Linked DNA regions of Homo sapiens: region 1 is linked to region 2. Evidence: chromatin contacts called from ENCODE Hi-C data. All regions are on one chromosome and are shown on one strand. Each heading gives the region's core, a stretch centred on a gene start or an enhancer-like site at or near the end of the contact. The rest is flanking DNA. Distances are from core to core; before and after follow the strand shown.

The links. Hi-C counts contacts between places; a loop is a spot of excess contacts on that map. Pooled maps may share reads with other maps.
Region 1: a loop to region 2 is called in a map of GM12878, with 7 times the contacts of the local background. The contact joins two enhancer-like sites. A Hi-C loop is called at or near these places in 1 of 168 maps with a recorded cell type or tissue (GM12878), 1 of 37 single-sample maps with no recorded cell type and 3 of 50 pooled maps.

What each region holds. Positions count from the first base shown.
Region 1 is chr11:93,527,890-93,532,759 of GRCh38, forward strand. The region is part of intron 1 of SMCO4 (single-pass membrane protein with coiled-coil domains 4); the gene reads right to left. Among named protein-coding and RNA genes, the nearest start is that of SMCO4, 13 kb to the right of the region's middle. Within about 2 kb of position 1,887, at least 21 of the 41 ENCODE cell types and tissues checked have a DNase peak (open chromatin) inside an H3K27ac peak, as active enhancers do.
Region 2 is chr11:95,252,182-95,257,328 of GRCh38, forward strand. No RefSeq gene overlaps it. Among named protein-coding and RNA genes, the nearest start is that of SESN3, 24 kb to the left of the region's middle. RefSeq lists an enhancer at 1,918-2,307. Within about 2 kb of position 2,275, at least 25 of the 41 ENCODE cell types and tissues checked have a DNase peak (open chromatin) inside an H3K27ac peak, as active enhancers do.

The DNA of each region.
Region 1 (4,870 bases), core at 637-3,136, 1.7 Mb before region 2:
CTCAGCCTCCTGAGTAGCTGGGCCTATAGGTACAAGTCACCACACCCAGTATATTTTGTTTTTTTAAAATAGGAATGTCATAGGTTCACAGTGAGAATTAAATAAGATACTGTAATGGCAAGTTCTTACATTGTCTGGCACATACTAAATCCTAATAAATAATAATTAATTATCATTAATAATTTTAATAGTTATAAAGACAGTACATGCTCATTGTAAAAAAAATGCTTAAAAAGCCCTCCTATAATATGAAAATCCAGAGATGACCACTAAAATAAAGTACTTTATGGTCTTTTTCCTACACATAGATATTTCTTAACAAATTTGGAATGTAATTGATATAAAATTTTGTAGTTATGATCCATTCTTTTCTGCCTTACTTATAAATACAAAAACTTCTCACAACATCATCCAGAAATAAAAAGCCTTTGTTCAAGGAAAGGATAAAAAGTTGTGTGAAACTTGAGAAAAGAACAAGGAGATCAGGTTGAGCAACTGGAGACACCCGCCTCCAGAGCCAGAATGGAGATTTAGCCAAATCCTCCACCACCTGCTCGTCTCTGCCTCCAAGTTGGCCCAGAAAGCAAGAACTCTGGGGGTCTGGCCAGACAGGCCATCAGGGAGCACCAGGGCTGAAGCATGTTGAGTTCTGGGGAAGCCCTGTATTTATCAGGCTGGCTGGGATAAAAAGTTCATGTTCCCTGTGCCTAAACCGGCTCTACCTTCCAGGAGCTCGCACTGTGACCAGGGAGACAGTGCAAGGGGCTGCCCAGAGTGGGTGGAGAGGTGAAGGGAGACCCCCATGCCAATCATTTCATCCAACCCTCTAGATTAAAGATGAGAGAACTGAGGCCCAGGGAGGCAAGTAACTTATCGAAGGCAGCAGTGATGAAATCAGAACTTAATGTTCCAGTACCAATCTGGATACCAGAAGACCAACTTCTCAGGGTTCTAAGTGAAATCACAGCATGCCGCCTACTCAGAGCCCAGCAAAGATGCCAGGGCCCACATCCAATACATCCTGTCCATCAACAAGTACGTATTTACTAGATGTTGGGGGCATGTCAGCAGAGACAAAAGCCACCCCTGGGCATAGGACAAGGAGGCTGTCTTATGGGAGGGGAACACGTGGAGCCCTGTCTGGCTCCCACTCGTGGGCAAGGCCTTTCTGTTCTAACTATAACAAGGAAGCAAAGCCTGCCTCCACAGATTCTGAAGGAACACTACCTGAGTCAAAACTTCCTGTAGCACTCTGGCAGAGAAAGGCTGTGCAATTTAAAAGGCAGTTCCTCTAAGGAAGCTCTTTTGATGTGCTAAGGAAAGAACACCCTAAAAATAACTTCTGGAATTACACACTCACAAAACACATTTGTAACACTCACTTTTCTAGCTAGGAATCATCTTCACAACTTTCATTTTGGATGGGTGTGTTTTGTTTGGGAGGAAGGAGGGGCCCCAAAGGCAACTCCTGAAACACTACGGAAGAGCAGCTGCTCCTGGCACTGGAGAATTCTATTTTCATCTCCACTTACACATAATTATCTTCTAAAGCGATGCTCCCCAGAGGGGTCACAATGACATCGGCCTCCCAGATAACCTCCCCAAGCAGGCTGCTTCTGGCACTATCTTGGTAAGTGGAGGCAGGAGAGTCTGAAATCAGGCCCCCGCACAGCCCAGAGAGAGTCTGAAATCAGGCCCCCATATAGCCCACTTCCCCCGAGCCCTCATTACACAAGGGCCAGGCCCCTTCCTTTGGAGGCAAAAAGGAAATTAAATGTCAACCAAATAAGGATATTTCCCTTTAACTCCAAGGCCAAGGAATCTGAAGTAGTGATTCCCCCAGTAACTGGGCAAACTGAACCGACGACACAGGCCACAGACCAGCAGGCCAGGCCCGCTGAGGGCCAGCCTCCGCCTGGAGTTCCTTCTTCTTTTTAATGACCAATACTCAGATTGCAGGCTGAAGTGTTTTTATGACAAATAAGAACAACAATGTGTGAACACTTTGTAGGCCAGTAACAAGGCTGGCAGCAGAGGGCCCTGGGCCCACGTACCAAGACCACACAGCCATCTACTCACTGTCTCCAAAGGTCCTCTTGGATGTTCCTCCCTGTCCCACATTTTCAAGGCCAAATGTGGCCTGCTGACCAGGAGAGCTGACTCAACTCTTTTCACAGCATAGTGATTTTATACACAGAAGAATCCTGGAAGCCCAGAAGAATCCACATAGCTTGCACACTGACCTTGGCATTTTCTAAATCTACCCAGGTTAAAGACCACCTGAATGGCAGGCATGGCGTTCACCAGGCAGGCCCAAGGCTGAAGGGGTCGTGGGGGGAAGAGCCCACCAGTTCACACGTGTGAGGCCCTGCAGCTCACAGCAGGGCAGCTAAGCACACAGTTTCCTAGCAATTCCTGCCACCACAGCCTTGTCTGTTTGCTCTCTCTTCTTCGTGTTTGTGGTTTATGTGTGGGTGGGTGGGTAGGTGAAAAGCATACAGAAAGGAAAGGGTGGTGGATCAAGGGTCAGTACAGCACTAACATTTTTTAAAAACCTGCCTAGAAACAGCTGCTGCAAAATATCTAGGCACACACACAGCTCAGCTACATCCATCTGAACTTAGAAAAGTCCTCAATGAGCTGGCCCACACTACCTGCTTTCATTCATGCTCACAGGCACAACAGTGGCTCCCATCTTACTAGAACAAAGGCCACAGTCCACGCAAAGAAGGACCTCTTGATCCTCATCCTCTTCTTTACTCCCAACCTCTCCCTTTCCTCCCCTGACACAATGGACTCAAATTGTACTGTCCCTACACTTCAGGGCCTCTGCCTGTGCTGTCCCCTTCACACAGAATCCTCTTCCTCCACACAGCAGCTCCTCCCTCTCTCCCCCTTCTCCAGCCCCAAGTGCACACATTCCTTCTCAGCAAAGCCCTCCTTGACCACCTCACCTTCCCCTCTGCTGCGGGACTCTTCCACTTTTTCAGCAGTCACCAATATCTCACATACCACCTGGACAGAACAGAGTCCCAAAAAACTCATGTCCACCTGGAACCTCAGAATATGAGCTTATTTAGAAATAGGGTCTTTGCAGATATAATATTTTAAGATGAGTGTGATGGTTAATTTCATGTGTCAACTTGACTGGGCCATGGGTGCCCAGACTTTTGGCCAAAGATTATTCCTTGTATGTCTGTGAGGATGTTTTCTGGATACAATTAACATTTGAATGGGTAGACTGAATAAAGCAGAATGCCTTCCCTCATCTGGGTGGACTTCATCTAATCAAATGAAGATCTGAACAGAACAAACAGCCTGAGTAAGAGGGAATTCCTCTTGCAGTGTATGTAAGCTTGAGCTGGGACATTGGTCTTTTCTGCCTTTGGACTGACCTGAACTGAGAAACTGGCTCTTCCTGGGTCTCAAGCCTGCTGGCTTTTGGACTAGAACTTACACCATTGGCTCTTCTGGAACTCAAGGTCTCAGTACCTGGATTGGAACTGACACCATTGGCTCTCCTGGGTCTCAAGGCCTCAGTACTTGGATTGGAACTTACACCATTGGCTCTCTGGGGTCTCAAACTTGCTGACTGCAGCTCTTAGGACTTCTTAACCTTCATAAACATGTGAGCCAACACCTTATAATGAATCTCTTTATATACATACACATAACCCTATTGGTTCTGTTTCTCTGCAGAACTCTAACACAATGAGGTCATACTGATGCATAGTAATGTGCAGACAGGTAACACTAATTAATATATTGTACACTTAAAAATGGTTAAGATGGTAAATTTTATGGGGTTTTTTGCCACAGTTTTAAAAAAAGGCAGTTGTGAAAGGAAAATAAATCTTGGGGCCCCCAAATCACTAAGCTAAAGGGAAAAGTCAAGCTGGGAACTGCTTAGGCAAACCTGCCTCCCTTTCTTTTCAAAGTCGCCCCTCTGCTCCCTGAGATAAATGCATATCTGCTTGCTTCCTTTGGAGAGGCTAATCAGAAACTCAGAAGAATGCAACCATTTGTCTCTTATCTACCTATAAGCTGGAAGCCCCTGCCCCATTTCGAGTTGTCCCACCTTTCTGGACCAAATCAATGTTCATCTTACATACACTGATTGTCTCATATCTCCCTAAAATGTATAAAACCAAGCTGTGCTCAGACCCCCTTGGGCACATGTCATCAGGACCTTCTGAGGCTGTGTCACAGGTGCATGTCACAGGCGCATGTCAAAATAAACTCCCTAAACTGATTGAGACCTGTCTCAGATATTCAGAGTTCACACAGTCATACTAGAATAGGGTGGGCCCTAATCCAATGACTAGTGTCCTTATAAGAAAACAGAGACACACACCGTAATGGTTAATTTTAGATGTCAACTTGACTGAACTAAAAGATATCCAGATAGCTAGTAAAGTACTACATCATCTGGGTGTTTCCAGAACAGACTGGTATTTGAATCAGGCAACTGAGTAAGAAAGACTTGCACCAGCACATCCTGCCCCCAAACCCCCAGGTTCTCAGGTCTTCAACCTCAAACTGAGACTTACACCATCAGCTTTCCTAGTTCTGAGGCTTTTAGACTTGGACGGAGTCCCGCTGCCAGCCTTCCTTGTTCTCCAGCCTGCAGACACCCTGTCACAGGCCTTCTCAGCCTCCAAAGTCATGTGAGCCAATTCCCCTAATAAATCCCCTCTCATCTATCTGTCTATGTCCTATTGGTTCTGTCTCTCTGGAGCACCCTGACTCATACACAGACACAGGGGAATGCCATGAGACAGCAGAGGCAGAGACTGAAGCTATGCTCCCACAAGCCAAGAATACCAAGGACGGCCAGCAACCACCAGAAGCTGGAAGGGAGGCATGGAAC
Region 2 (5,147 bases), core at 1,025-3,524:
CTCCCAAAGTGCTAGGATTCCAGGTGTGAGTCATTGTGCCTGTCTGGGGTTTTGGAATTGGATGGTGCACACATTTTTTTTTAGCCTGCATTAATGTCTTTCTTTATCATTAAAATGTTCGTTTAATAATCATGTGAGGTTGGGGTCTAATTTCAGTTTCAACTGCCGCTAACTATGTGACCATAGGATTTTGTTGTTGTTTTTGCTCAGCATCTACTGTGCCATATTTTAAGACACACATTTCAGGCAAAACAGACAGCAGGAACAAAGGTGTGGTAGGTCCACTGAACAGGGAGCCAGAGAGCTGGATGTAGGAACTGCCCATCACTCTGGGGAGTCTATGAGACAACAATTCTGTTTTTCAGCACAACAAATTGTTTGTTACCTTCAAATAACACAGAAAGACAAAAATCAGTAAGTTTATATTTCCACAGGCAGTGAAAATGTGAAGATCTGAGTGGTGTGAAAAGAAGTCACTTTCAGAGAGAACATTTTGCTGAAATTTAGAGTGAGCTACATGTGCCTAAGTCATACACAGGAAGTAGGAGACCTGGGGGTCAAGGGGACAAAAAGCCCCACAGTGAAAAAAGGCAATTACTGGGAAAATGAGAGAAGAATGCAAAGTATACAGAAGCAGCTATGTACGTTGTGAAATACAAGTCACCACACTATGTGTTGCTGCTGTCACAAAGATCAAGATAGAAAATGCAAATATTCACCTCCATGTCTGAGTAATCTTTGCCCCCCCCATTCTTTCATTCCTTTCCTCCAACATTTTAGTCTCCTAAGCCTTTTTTGAAGGATTCTTTGTCTCATTTAAAAATAAAGATGGGTAAGGGAGTACCTGAGCAAACCAGATGTGGCAGGCTCCGTGAAGTATATCCATGTTTTCCTGCTCTGCTTATGTAAAAATAACTGAGGGAAGCTGAAATATTTTGTATGTGTATTAAAAGTTAAAGGGAAGAAGGGTTTGGAGCAATGAATGAGATGAAAGACAAAGCTGTGCCAGGAAAGATGAAAGCCAAGCAAAGGGTGGTTAATCATCCCAGTCAGAGACAAACAAGAGAAATCTAGTGTGTCCTGAGAGCTAAGGAGCCCCGCTATCCACCATGGAAATGTCTCTGACATCTAAGTTACCGAGCTGGTTACTAAGCCTGCTATTTCTGATCTGTCAAAATCATTCCATTAAAACTTAAAATAAGCCTGCAACTGGATAAGCTTATCCCTTACAGAAGCCTTATGTAATAAATGCAAATGTGCATCTGAATTATTAGGCTTCTATTTTTTTCCCTCAAAGCTGCACTTAATCAGTAAAAGCTTGTGAAAGCCTAAAGATTTCTAAAATAAATGTGTATCTAAGAGCATCTCTAACATTGTCTTGAGAGCTACCAAGAGGTTTAGAAGAAAAGGCCTTGTGTGGAGAACAAGAATTGCTGGGTTCTGGCACTGGTTTAGCTACTTAATTTGCACTGGTTCTTGCAAATCACTTAGCCTCCCAAGGTTGAAAGAGTCTATGTCTGAGTGAAAAGAGTTCAGAAACTAGGATTAAAAACCATGGGTTTGAGGCCCAGCTTCATCATGTGCAAGCTATATGGCTGGCAATGGATTTAATATTTAGGGGTTTGTTTTCTTATCTATAGAGTGGGGGAAGTAATAGTACCTCATGCATGGGACAGCTGCAAAGAACATATGAGACATTGTATATAAAAAAGTTCTTTGCGCACTGTAAAGGGCAACAGACAAGTTGGCCTTTGTCACTACTTCCCCAGTTTACCTAAGGCTTACAGAATGCTGGGAAAATAAATGAGAGGTAATAAGGCATTTTTTATAGAAAGTCCTAAAAATTACTTCACAATTCTTTGCAGCAAGTGAAGACATAGTTTAATACTGATGGTAAAGGCAAATGAACTAATCAGAAGGCCAGCCCCATCTAGGAGATGTGTAAGACATCTTCCACCTACAGTCGAAGGCAAACGATAAGGTTTTTTTCTTATTCTCTTGTATTCTAGAGGCTGTTGGGGGTTGGGTGGCTTGGAAGAGAAAGTGCCACACAATAGCATTTGCTAGATTACGGCATGGGGGTTGGGAGGGCGCTATAATTTAAGAGGCATAAGATGACTGAAGTGATCACACAAAAAAGATATCTTCCAATTCCATTTGAGCTACAATCTGATTTCGCTGTTGAGTACAACGTCCCCTTCACAAGAATCAGAAGTCAGCATCAGGGCTGTGCTGCATAAGTTTTCCACCCAGCAACAGGATGATGTCAGCAGCCAGGGAGAACGACCAATCAGCAGGCAGAATGAATCAGAGCGTGCTGGGATTTTGCTCAACTGTCTCTTAGCAAAGCAAGCTGTGCTCTGAAGTGCAGGGGTTATTTGCACTTCCTCTGCACTTGAAGCTGAGGCTGAATGGCTCTTTAGCTGAAAAGGTACCAAGGAGTGTGCAAGCAGTTAAGATGATTTGCATCCAAGCAGCCAGTCTCATAAGTCATGAGTCATATTTGTTTTCCTGAAAGTATTTTTTTGGAATAAAAAATTCAGCATTAATAAAGATTCTAAAGTCTTGATTTATATGTTGTGTCTTATAATTGCTTGAAACCTGTTTTGTTTCATGCATAGTGATGCTGGGCAGCTCTTGGCACATGAGCTACAAGTAAAGTTCAATACTGCCTCTTAGGGAGTTTGAACTTGCCTCTGATGTTTCAAGTCTTCTCTCTAATGACAAGCAGCCTGGAAATCAACAGCTGTTTCATTTCTGGGGCAAAAGTGCTAATTCTCCAATTACACTAAAGTGTGTTTTGTGTGTGCTTTAAAAATAAGTCTAAGCTGGAAGGATATGATGTGACTTGTAGACATTGTCTCATGGGTGGGAGTGGAGAGGGCTTTGTAGCATTTCTGAAAACATGAAGTTATTTCCCAAAATTTTGTCAGTTTTTCTGATCTTAGTGGGCAGTGACAGCAGTATTGGAAAAGGGTGCAATCGAAGGGTTAAACCTACCTACCCGGCATTACCTATGACATATCCCAGGTCGATTAGACCTCCCAGGCAGGTTCCTCACTGGCATTATCTGAGGACAATTTCTGTGCTATCTAAGGCCAGAAAGCAGTTTTTCCTGTGAGTGGTGAAAACACATCTTTCCAAAAGAAAATATATATCTCAGAGAGGGAGTGATTTTTCATCTTGTCTTCTTTCAGAGTCCTTGGTAGGTCTCAGGAAGCACCATGTACTGCAATTTATTAGCCCAGACCTGCTGCAACCTATCCTTCTACAGTTTGCTTCTTGGCTGAATGCCTCGTTTTCCTCATTACTGAAATGAAAAAGGGTTTACAAAGCTAGCTAATTTGAGCTAATTAGGGACGGGCTATTCTGAAATATGAAGAAGGCTGGATTTGAGAATATTCCTTAAAGAAAAGCCGACATTACATTCAAAGGTTGGTAATATGCTGGAGGAGAGAGCACAGCTTCCAGAGTTTAGGCTTCCCAGCTTTTGAATCCCAGCTCTGTGCTTCCAGCCACCTCTCCATTCCACAGGTGCAAACTGGGGTAATGCTTAGCTCCAAGGACGGTTGTGAAGATAAACAATCTCTCACCACCAAGCACAGGCAAAACACATAGTAGCTACTCAATAATTCATAGACCCTCCACCCCCTTTAAACTGGAAATAAACAACTTGTTGGCTGATAGAAATCCCAGAGGGACCTGCTTTCACAAATACTGTAGGATTTGTAATTAGCATGTAAAAAGACTGCTTCCAGCCCTTGAAAGCATGTTGTCCTTTAAAGGCTCTTAGGCAGACTCAAGAAGCCTTGTTTGCCCTCTAGCATTAATTTGCTTAGCAAATTCTCACTGCTAGGGCAAAATTAAATTTCAGTTTAGGCTCTGTTTGATTGACCACAAACTCTAAATGAAGGTGGCTTTAGTGTGATCTAACTTTCACTTGTTTGGGATCCTTGAGATTAATGCAATGGGCCTTCGAGTGATTCTATAAGGCCCTGGCACTCTTTACGAGAAAGACGTAAATATGAAGTATCTGAAGCAATGCTGTTATCACCATTCCCTTTCCTTAGCTTAACATCCCTCAAGGGGTGCTTCTGGTGCCCAGAGAAGTTTAGAAAAGCTTTTGACAGAGCAGAGCAGACTAGGAGTCTGTACAGAGGTGAAAGCCCTGGGAAGGTATGAGGTTATAGCAGCTGTAGAACCCAGAGACTTCTGGAGGAAGTCGGGTAGGGGATGTATTTCCTGGGTGAGGGCAAATCAGCTATTTTGGATTCTTTGGTTCCTCATTAGTCAGAAATCAAGAAGACTACAGAAATGGCAACATTCTGCTGTTGCTACTGGTCCTTTCTCCTGAGGAATGCATTTGCTGACTAAGACATAACTTCGTAGATTCGCTGTCCACTCACGGCTTAGTTTATTGCAACACAGAGAAGGTCTCTTTCTTCCCGGTGTGCAGAAAGATAAACTGACAGCCTGTGGGTAAGCTCAGAGACTTGCGAAAGATCACGTTAGGACATCAGGATGGAGATACTGAATGCGGAAACAATGAAACCGGAAGTTGAGATCTTCAGACAGTACCTCCATTATTCCAATCACTTCAAGTCCAAATGGAGAAGTTTAAAATGAGTACCTTTAACCAAGAGTGTAAGACCTGCCTAGTTTTGAGTAATTGGATCTCTGGATATGGGCTCTAAGAGATCTTTACCTATATTTAGGCAAAGGGAAGCCAATTCATTCCAAGAGAGTCCTTTTTCTTTTTTGACAGATCAATTTGATATGGTATCATGGATTAAATACATTTCTTACTTGGAAGGATCACATTATTTGGGAATAGGTTCACTGCAGATATAATTAGTTAAGATGAGGTATACAGGAGTAGGGTGGGCTCCTTATCCAACATGACAGGTGTCCTTATAAGAAGACGACAGTGTGAAGGCAGGTGCACATAGGAAGAAAGCTGCGTGACACAGAGGATTGGACTGGTACATCTACAAGCCAAGAAACACCGAAGATTGTTGGCAAACCACCAGAAGCCAGGAAGAGGCAAGGCAGGGTTCCCTAGAGGTTTCAGAGGGAGCTTGGCCCTGCTGATACCTTGATTTTGGAGTTCTCCAGAAGTAGGAGACAATAAATTTCTATAATTTTAA